Regions from separate parts of the Homo sapiens genome. Here region 2 is linked to region 1. Evidence: read pairs that join two places in POLR2A ChIA-PET (ENCODE). Cell type or tissue: OCI-LY7. All regions are shown on one strand.

Region 1 (5,000 bases):
ACTGCAACCTCTGCCTCCCAGGTTCAAATGATTCTCCTGCCTCAGCCTCCCAAGTAGCTGGGATTACAGGCACGCACCACCACACCCAGCTAATTTTTTGTATTTTTAGTAGAAACAGGGTTTCACCATGTTAGCCAGGCTGGTCTCGAACTCCTGACCTCAGGTGATCCGCCTGCCTCAGCTTCCCAAAGTGCTGAGATTACAGGCGTGAGCCACTGTGCTTGGCCTATATTTCACTTTTTTTTTAAAGAGAGGGTCTCCATATGTTGCCCAGGCTGGTCTAGACCTCCTGACCTCAAGTGATCCTCCCACCTCAGCTTCCCAATAGCTGGGATTATAGGCACAGGCCACCAAGCCCAAAAAATTATGTTTTAAAACTGTGTTGCTATAAATACAAATGTAATCCCAACTGATTATGTTAGTGGATCTTTGGGGTGTTGGTTTTTGGCTGGAAACCTCTGTGGCCAGTGGCACCTTTGTCCAAGTTTTGCTCAGGCCCGCTGGGCTCACTCTGCCCACTTGGCTTTGCAGGCTGCGCTCGGCTCACACTACCAACCAGGATCCCTCCCCTGCCGAGGGAGACTGCATGAAGTGGTGAGGGGTGAGGGGTGAGGGGTGTGTGAGTGAGCATGGAGTCCAACTGTGCAGTCAGACATGCCGGCTGCCTCAGCAGGGTGAGCAATTCTAGGTGCCAGCTTGCACGCTGGCTCTCTGCAAGGCTGCAGCTGGACCAGGCACATGCAAGCAGCTTCCATTCCTGGCACCAGGGAACATGGTGGTGCCTGGAAGCTTGGAGACACCAGGAACCGAAGGGCTCCAAGGAGGGAGTGACAGCCCTGGCTTGAAGAGCTCCCAGGTCTGAGCTCCCCGAAGGGCCACAGCTCTTCTTTCCTCCTCTTCGCCTGCAAGGTGGCGAGATGGGGATGGCTCCTCTCTGCTAGGCAAGTCATCCCAACAAGTGTTGAGTTCTAGAAGCAAAGAGGGTAGCTCCTTCTGCAGCTAGCCATCCTGACAAGTGTTCAGCTATCAGCAGAGAGGGTAGCTCCTCTCTGCAGCTGGACGTCTCATCATCTGCAGTGCTCTGGCTGAGCCCAGGGCTTTTATGGGCCTCAGATGGGAGGAAGTGCTGCCAATTGGTCTGTGGGCGGCCATGGGAGGGCCTGGAAAAGGCACCACAAGTTCCCACTCCAGTCAGCAGTACTAGCAGCCTGGCCTGAAGGTGGGGCTTCACCAGTAACCTGTCCTCTTCCACCCAGGAGCCGATCTGCCTCCTGCCACCATCCATGGTGCCCAGGCTGCTTGTGCAAAAGGGCACCTGTAGGCCAGTGCTGGGTTGCCCTCAGGCGCCCCTCGGCTTCCCCCCAGAGCTCCTTGGGGCCCAAATTCCGGAAAGGACCAAGACAGCAGGGGGCTGGTGTGTCAGCTCTGCTCCAAGTGTGCACACACCTGGCCAGACTGTAACAGTGCCTGGGCTCAGCCCCAACCCTGCTCTGAGATTGGAGCAGGCACCAGGGGCAGGGAGAGGCCAGGCAGCAGGAGCAGACACCCCCCAAGCCTGAGGGGGGAGGGGGACTTTCCCAGGACCCCAAGGGTGCAGACTGCAGAGATGCCCAGGTCCTGTGCCTGGGAGGGTAGGACTCCCGCCTGCCTACTCTGTGGAGCAGCATGCAGGCAGCCCTGGCCATGCCTCCTTGCAGCTCCAGGTCCTTACTGGGCCCCTCTCTGCCCACCCCTCTGTGCCCAACCATGCTGCTCCCTGCTGGCAGGTGGCTCAGCTCAGCCCCATTGCAGTGGCACCCAACGTGGCAGGCTTGGCGGGGGGGCTCTCGCTTACCCTGGCTCCTGCTGGCTCTGTGGAGCACAGCATTACTCCAGCCCAGCTCTGCCTCCTCCTGGCACCCTCCCCACAGCAGCTGACCTGATGACAGCGACCGCCGTGGACAGCCCGCTGCTGCCATCAATTGCACTTAATTTGTTCTTATTATTTGAAAAGATTTAAAGCATTTTCATGGGACCCTAAGATTATTGTGGCCTTCAGCCAATACAAAAAAAAAAATGAAAAAACTCAAAATGAATCATAGACCTGAATTTAAAAATTAAAATTAAAAAATTATTAGATGAAAATCCCTATGTTATTGAGTTAGACATAGTCTTCTTAGATATGGATCACACACTTAGATATGAATACCAACATGCATGTTGGTAGGAAAGGTACAGCCACTATGGAAAATAGTTTGGTACTTCCTTTGAAAACAAGATGTACTTATTGTACAACTCAGCATTTGCACCCTTAGACAGAGAAATGACATTTTCACACAGAAGTTTGTAGAAGAATGTTCATAGCAGCTGTATTTATGAGTCCAAAACTGGAAACTACCCAAATCTCCTTTGATGAATAAATGGCTAAAACTGCGATACATACATACCATGGACTACTAATCAGCAATGAAAAAACAATACAACACCTTGGATAAATCTCTAGGAAATTATGCTGGGTTAAAAAAAATAATTTCAAAAGAATACATAGTACATTATTGCCTTTATGTAACAATCATGTAATAACATAATTATAGACATAGGCTGGGCTTGGTGGCTTGCACCCATACTCCCTGCACTTTGGGAGGCTGAGTCAGGTGGATCGTTTGAGCCTAGGAGTTCAAGACCAACCTGGGCGACATAGCAAGACCCCTGTGTCTAAAAATAATAATAATAATAACATAATTATTGAGATAGAGAACAGGCTAGTCATTCTCTGGGGATTAGGGAAGGGTAGAAAGGATGGGTGATATTGATGCCAATTTTTTGGTTGTGATATTGTATTATAGTTGCATAGGATGTTAACATTGCAGGAGACTGAGAGAAGGGTACATGTGACTTCCCTGTACATTTCTCTTGCAGGTGACTCTACAATTATTTCAAAATAAAAAGTAGGTGTATATAGACTGTCCCCAGCTTACAATGGTTTGATCTACAATTTTAAAACTTTACCACCGTGCAAAAGCAATACACATTTGGCCAGGCGCAGTGGCTCATGCCTGTAATCCCAGCACTTTGGGAGGCCGAGGTGGGTGGATCATCTGAGATAAGGAATTCAAGACCAGCCTGGGCAACATGGTGAAACCCCGTCTCTACTTTTTAGTAGTATTTTTATACAAAATTCAGCTTGGCGCAGTGGCATGTGCCTGTAATCCCAGCTACTGGGGAGGCTGAGGCAGGAGAATTACTTGAACCCAGGAGGTGGAGGTTGCACTGAGCTGAAATCACACCACTGCACTCCAGCCCAGGCGACAGAGCAAGACTCCATCTCAAAAAAAAAAAAGCAATACACATTCAGTAGAAACCATACTTCAAGTACCTATACAACCATTCTGTTTTCACTTTCAAAAACTATCCAATAAATTAACACATAAGATATTAAACACTTTATGATAAAATAGGCTTGTGTTAGGCAACTTTGCCCAATTGTAAGCTAATATAAGTGTTCTGAGCACATTTAAGGTAGGCTAGGGTAGGCTATGATGTTTGGTAGATTAGGTGGATTAAATACATTTTCAATTTGAGATAGTTTCAGTTTATGATGGGTTTGTCTGAACGTAATCCCATCTTAAGCTGAGGAACATCTGTATGTGTACATATATGAAAAGTATACATATGTGTATGTGTTTATGTGTGTATACATATATGTGTGTATGTATATATGTACATACATATATTGCATATATTGAAACATTGACATCGATAACACCCATCCTCTCTACCCATCCGTAATTCCCAGAGAACTACTAGCCTGTTCTCCATCTCTATAATTACATTATTATTACTTTTTTAGGGGTGTGTGTGTGTGTGTGTGTGTGTGTGTGTGTGTGCATAATGAAGATGCAATATGTCCGAATTTGTGGAGAGAGGGACATCAGCAAAATGGAGAAATAGGCAGCTACAAACTTTCACACCGCCACAGAAATATTGAACAAATAACCAGAAATTGTCAGAGCAACTTTATCAGAACTTTGGGAAATAGTTAAAGATTTACAGCAACCAAGCAAATGCTCATTTTAAAAAATTATTTATTACCTTTTAAATTTTTTATGTTTTTAGAGACAAGGTTTCATCACATTGCCCAGGCTGGTCTTGAATTCCTGGGCTCAAGTAATCCTCCTGCCTTAGCCTCCCAAAGTGCTCTGATTATAGGGTAAGCCAACACGCCCAGCCAATTTTTTTTCTAAGGCAACTTGAAAATGGAAAGAAAACTTTATGAACCCTTCCCTGACTCAATAGCAGTCTTAGCGACAGCAGCCCACCTTCCCAGGGTGGGACTCCGGTCCTTGTTTATAGAGAGCAGAGCCAACTTTATACACAATTATTAGGTATGTCTATTCTAACCTGCCTGGGTGTTACCTGAAAAACTGAAACAAAGTGCTCATTTCTGTTTTCACACTGTAACCCACTGTAGAAAAGCAGCAGGCGTTGTTTAAACATTGTAAGGCAAACAAACAAACTGCAACTGCCTGGGGCCGAAGAGTACAGTTGGTACATAGAATAACTTTCCTAAAGCCTGGGAGTAAAAGCCAGGGAGAGAGAATTGTTGGGAAATTAGGGCATTCAAATTCAAAAGTGCTCTGTATATAGGGCAACTTAGAAAGCAACACACATGTCTGGGACAGGATGCATGTTCAGAGAACTGAGAACAGCCTAAGATTCCACCACTGGTTGATATATAGACTCAGTGCAACCAGGAAATGACTGCTGAGGAAGAATTTCAAATGGCCTTATTAAGTGTTAAAGGGGTGCTCCTGCAAAAACTCAGATGCAAAGATTGGAAAAAGTTTTTTGTTTGTTTTTTAAGTTCCCCATGTTCAGGGAAATTTCGGTAAAAACCCTGGCTGTACAAAAGTTAAGCCATCAACAATCAAGAACAGCAAACTCTAGGGAATGTAAATATTTGTTTTCCAGAGATAACACATTATAATAGTCAAATGTCCAGTTTTCAACAACAACAAAAA
Region 2 (5,000 bases), 97 kb after region 1:
TTAATGCTCTTATAAATTATTGAGGATCCCAAGGGACTTTTTTTTTTTTTTGAGACGGAGTCTCACTCTGTCACCAGGGTGGAGTGCAGTGGCACAATCTCAGCTCACTGCAACCTCTGCCTCCCAGATTCAAGTGATTCCCCTGCCTCAGCCTCCTGAGTAGTTGGGATTACAGGCACGCACCACCACACCCAGCTAATTTTTGTATTTTTAGTAGAGATGGGGTTTCACCATGTTGGCCAGGATGGTCTTGATCTCTTGACCTCGTGATCTGCCTGTCTCGGCCTCCCAAAGTGCTGGGATTACAGGTGTGAGCCACCACGCCTGGCTGGAGATTTTCTTATGTAGGCTATGTCTATCAATAGTTATTGTATTAAACATTAAGATAATTTCAAAAAATGAGTTTCTTAATTTTAAATAATGGTAATAAACTCATTGCATGTTACTATAAATCATATCCTTTTTATGAAAGTTAACTATATCAAAACATTTAGTGAGAAGACTGGCATTGTCTCACATTTTTTCAAATGTGTTTTAATATCTGGCTTAATATAAGACAGTTGCATTCTCATATCTGCTTTGGCATTAAATCTGTTGTGATATGTTGTTTTGGTTGAAGTACATGAAGAAAATCTGGTCTCACAAACACACGTAGTTGAAAAAGGAGGATTATTTTAATAGTCTTTCCAGATTATTATGGCTATTGTTCTTTGATTGTTTACCAAAATTTGACAAGTGGTAGTTTCTGAAAGGTTAGTGGCAACGTGGATTCTAAATCATATCAATGAGGCCGGGTGCGGTGGCTCAAGCCTGTAATCTCAGCACTTTGGGAAGCCAACGTGGGGAGATCACTTGAGGTCGGGAGTTCGTGACCAGCCCAGCCAACATGGTAAAACCCCGTCTCCACTAAAAATACAAAAATTAGCCAGGTGTGGTGGCAGGTGCCTGTAATCCCAGCTACTCAGGAGTCTGAGGCAGGAGAATTGCCCGAACCCAGGAGGCAGGGGTTGCAGCGGGCCAAGATCACACCAGTGTACCCCAGCCTGGGCAGCAGAGTGAGATTCCATCTCAAAAATAAATAAATAAATAAAATAAAAATAAAAAATAAATCATATCAATGAACAATCTATACCGTTACATTAAAATCCATTGGTTTATCTTCCACAAATGATTTTATAACATTATGCATGAGTCTTTGAAAAATATTGGTTCACTAAGTTATGTAGCTCTAATATTAACACATTTTATTAACAGCATCAAAAATCACATTTATTATCACCACCCCTTTCATCACTAAAGTCTTTAAGTGTTGGGAAGCTGTCCAACTCACAGTGGAAAATATAAGTCTTTGGAAATTCTAATGTTTGCTTGAAAGCTTAAACTTTCCCATCAGCGATAGTCTGGATAAAGAAAACATGTTACATATACACCATGGAGTACTATGCAGCCATAAAAAAGCACAGGATTATGTCTTTGCAGGGACATGGATGGAGCTGGAGGTCATTATCTTTAGAAAACTAACACAGGAACAGAAAACCAAATACTACGTGTTCTCACTCATAAGTGGGAGCTAAATGATGGGAACACATGGACACATAGAGGGGAATACCACACACTGGGGCCTGTAGGAGGATGGAGGGTGGCAGGAGGGAGAGGATCAGGAAAAATACCTAGTAGGTCCTTTGCTTAATATCTGGGTGACAAAATAATCTGTACAACAAACCCCTATGATACAAGTTTACCTATGTAACAAACCTACACAGGTACCCCTGAACTTAAAAGTTAAAAAGAAAATAAAAGAAAGCTGAAACTTCATCATTAGTAACAAATACTGTCAGTTTCCTTGAAATGACAGGTTCATTTCATTCATTTTTTGAGAAAATGTCTGAAAATTCCCAAATCTGAACAACCATAGTTTGTCAGTCATTATTTCGAGTAAAAATGATGTTCCCTGGTGGGGGACAGGGCGACTGGGGGACAGTGAATTCAGCTTGCAACACAAACAGCTGCACGAGTGTCTCCTCGGATGGTCAGTGGACTTTGGAATGCAGCAGGGCTTAAGCATACTTCTCATCTCTTCATGCAGAATCTTAAAAAGGCAGGTACGCCAGGGTTGAAATTTAATACAATTTATCATCTTTACTACTTCATTAAGGACATTCTTTAAGAAACTGGCATTTCGGCTCCTCTGAGAGTGTAGTAGTGAAGGACAGAATACCCACCAGGACAGTTCAAGGAGCCACCTCCTTGATCTAAGACACTAGCAGTTTTTACCCACTTTTACTTTTTGCAACATCAGTACAAATGTCAACACTGTGGGAAAAAAAGCAAATTTTGTCTTAGTGTTATTATAAAAATAGCTTTGGCCTTGTGGACCCCTGAAATGGTCTCAGGGATCTTCATGAATTCACAGACCTGCTGACGTGGCATATAATACCTTTTTTGCTGAAAAAAAAAGAAAAAAGTAAAGAAAGAAAGAAAGAAAACCAAAATGTTAAGTGTCTACCTTTAGCAGTAGAAAGCGATAAAGTGATGCTTTTTATTTCATGTACTTTTCTATCTTTTGAATCCTTTACAATGAGTATGTATTTCTTAAGTAATTAAAAACACTAAAGAAAAAGATTAAATTTAAATTATAAACAACAATTACAGCATACTTCGAGAATGTAAAATGCCCCTTAGTAGTACCCTCATACTGAAAATATGAAGAGATTAGATACATAAAACAGGAAGCTTAAATTATTAAAAAACAAGACAAAACAAAAACCTCACCCGAAGAAATACCTTATTTCCCACAGGACTGGAGGAAGGAAGTGTTGCTGTGCGTAAGCAGAGGCAGCCACCAGATTCAGGTGGCTGAAATTAACGACTTTGCTGATACCTTTAGATGCAGTTCAGACATAAATCTGAAACACACTCTCTCTAAACAGCAACAGGATTAGACATGAAGAGTGACTTGACACTTCAGAAACCTCACAGCTTCTTTCTCAGAGGAAAGAGAAAATCAGGCACAGGACCTGGGGCCTACAAAGCAGGTATTAAGTTTCTCTTTTGTGCCTGAAGCTCTCAGCTCCATGCCCTCTTCCCTCTAGGCTTAGCCCCAGTCACCTCTTGCCCTTGCAGTCTCCAGTGCCCTTCTGATCTCCTCTCCTCTGCCTCCGGCTAAGCCTCTTGGTGTGAAAGACCCTGATATCAGTCATCCACGCCCTAGCATAAATGAGCCCCCATTACCAGGCTTCCTCCCTGGTGCATTTGCTTGTCAGGCTAATCTCTGATGATGCAGTACAAGGCTGGGTCCCACAGGCAAGGCAGTTTAGGTGTTACTGAGCAACTGGTGGGGAAGGCTTTCCCCCAGGCTTCTTGAGTCATTCTCCATGAGTAGCTACCCCTCTTTGCTGTGACATCACACTGCAATGCTGCCCCTCTCTGCCGTGTGACATCAAAGAAGTTATGGTCCCTTCCTGGGCTCTGTAAACCAGGTGGGTCAGACTAGTGACCTCCCAGGTGGACCCTGCTCCAGGATTCTGAGACTGAACCCCTTTAATGCAGAGCGGCGGTATCTCAGGCCTTGGGAAATGGCATCTTTGTTTTCTGTTTCTGAATTAAAAGACAATTCAAAGGAAGCTCCCCACACACTCTCCCTGCAGTTTGCCCCCCTTCCCCTTCTCTTCCTCTTGACCTGTGTCTCCAGGGGGAAGATCAAACAAAGAGGTTGCAGAGGGTGGTGGAATGCTGTGTTTGGTTATAATCCCAGGCTGGATGTGATTACAAAGTTCCTGTGCCTGGGGCAACGCACAGGGGAATGTGGTGGGAGGGACACTGAGCTCTAAGAACACGTGCTCCTCCTCATGCCCCACCCACATATGCATGCAGGCCCCACCACAAGACTGTGAGGTGCTGAAGTTTGTCCCCAAACTCCCACCCCCACCCCGTGTGTGCCCCCAGTCGCCTTAAGAGATCTTTTTATGGGTATTTGCTTTTTCCGTAAGGACTACTGGAAGATGGAAGAGGATTCACAAATGACAGGAATAAATAAATGACTTTCTGCTGTACTTATGTCTCGATGTCCATCTTCCTACCTACTGTGACTTCCTCAAGGGCAGTAGTCATGGCTGGTTCCATTTTGTCCCCACTCCTTGCATCATGCCTAGCACACATTTAGAGCCTCGCAAAACTTTGATGAACAGATGAATGAAGAAATGAATGAATGAAGAAACACACTTTTCCACCAAGGTTCAAAAAAATATTTTAAAGGTATTGGATGATTCCCCACCATACGTGACCATGTCACTCAGCAAGTCGCCTGGTCTGCATTTTCTTCACTGTAATTCACAAAAGCCTGGGCCTGGAGGAGAGCTGGTGGTGGCTCAAGAACATCAGGATAAAGATCCCGTGCTGGTGCTTCTAGGTCACATAAATCTAAAACACACTCTCTCTAAACAGCAACAGGATTACACACTCTCTCGAAACAGCAACAGCACAAGGTCACTTGTGATCTTGACAAAGTCACTAGTCCTCTCTAGAGCTCAGTTTCAACTCAAAAATAGGGCTAAAAATATCTGCTTTGAGTAGTCTGTAGGGAAGCTCTAAGACTCCAGGTATGCAAACATGATTTGTAAACTACAAAGTGTATTGCAGCCACAAGGACCTAACACTACTGTATTATTAGTAGTATTATAACATTATTGTTATTATTTTAGAGACAGGGTCTCACTCTGTCACCCAGGCCAGAGTGTAGTAGTGGTACAATCACAACTCACTGCAGCCTCGATCTCCTGGGCTCAATCCATCCTCCCACCTCAGCCTCCTGAGTACCTAGGACTACAGGCATGCGCCCCTACATCTGGCTAATTTTTTTAAAAAAGTTTTGTAGAAATGGGGTCTCCCAAAAAAAAAAAAAAAAGAAATGGGGTCTCCCTATGTTGCCCAGGCTGGTCTTGAACTGCTGGCTTTAAGCAATCATTCTGCCTCAGCCTCCCAAATTGCTGGGATTACAGGTG

Evidence for each region. Peaks named below come from ENCODE experiments on the same cell type or tissue, not always from the same donor. Only the 100,000 strongest peaks of a DNase experiment are listed, where the experiment ranks them.
Region 2: POLR2A ChIA-PET joins it to region 1 with 11 read pairs; 10 of 35 experiments call an interaction of 5 or more read pairs at or near these places.

Annotation. Positions count from the first base shown.
Region 1 is chr15:68,042,268-68,047,267 of GRCh38, reverse strand. No RefSeq gene overlaps it. Among named protein-coding and RNA genes, the nearest start is that of PIAS1, 9.5 kb to the left of the region's middle. RefSeq lists enhancers at 1,256-1,775, 1,776-2,296. In OCI-LY7, no CTCF peak of the experiment used is centred here; no DNase peak of the experiment used is centred here.
Region 2 is chr15:67,944,872-67,949,871 of GRCh38, reverse strand. No RefSeq gene overlaps it. Among named protein-coding and RNA genes, the nearest start is that of PIAS1, 110 kb to the left of the region's middle. RefSeq lists an enhancer at 2,453-3,652. In OCI-LY7, no CTCF peak of the experiment used is centred here; a DNase peak (open chromatin) is centred at 2,851; H3K4me3 peaks cover 567 bases; H3K27ac peaks cover 949 bases.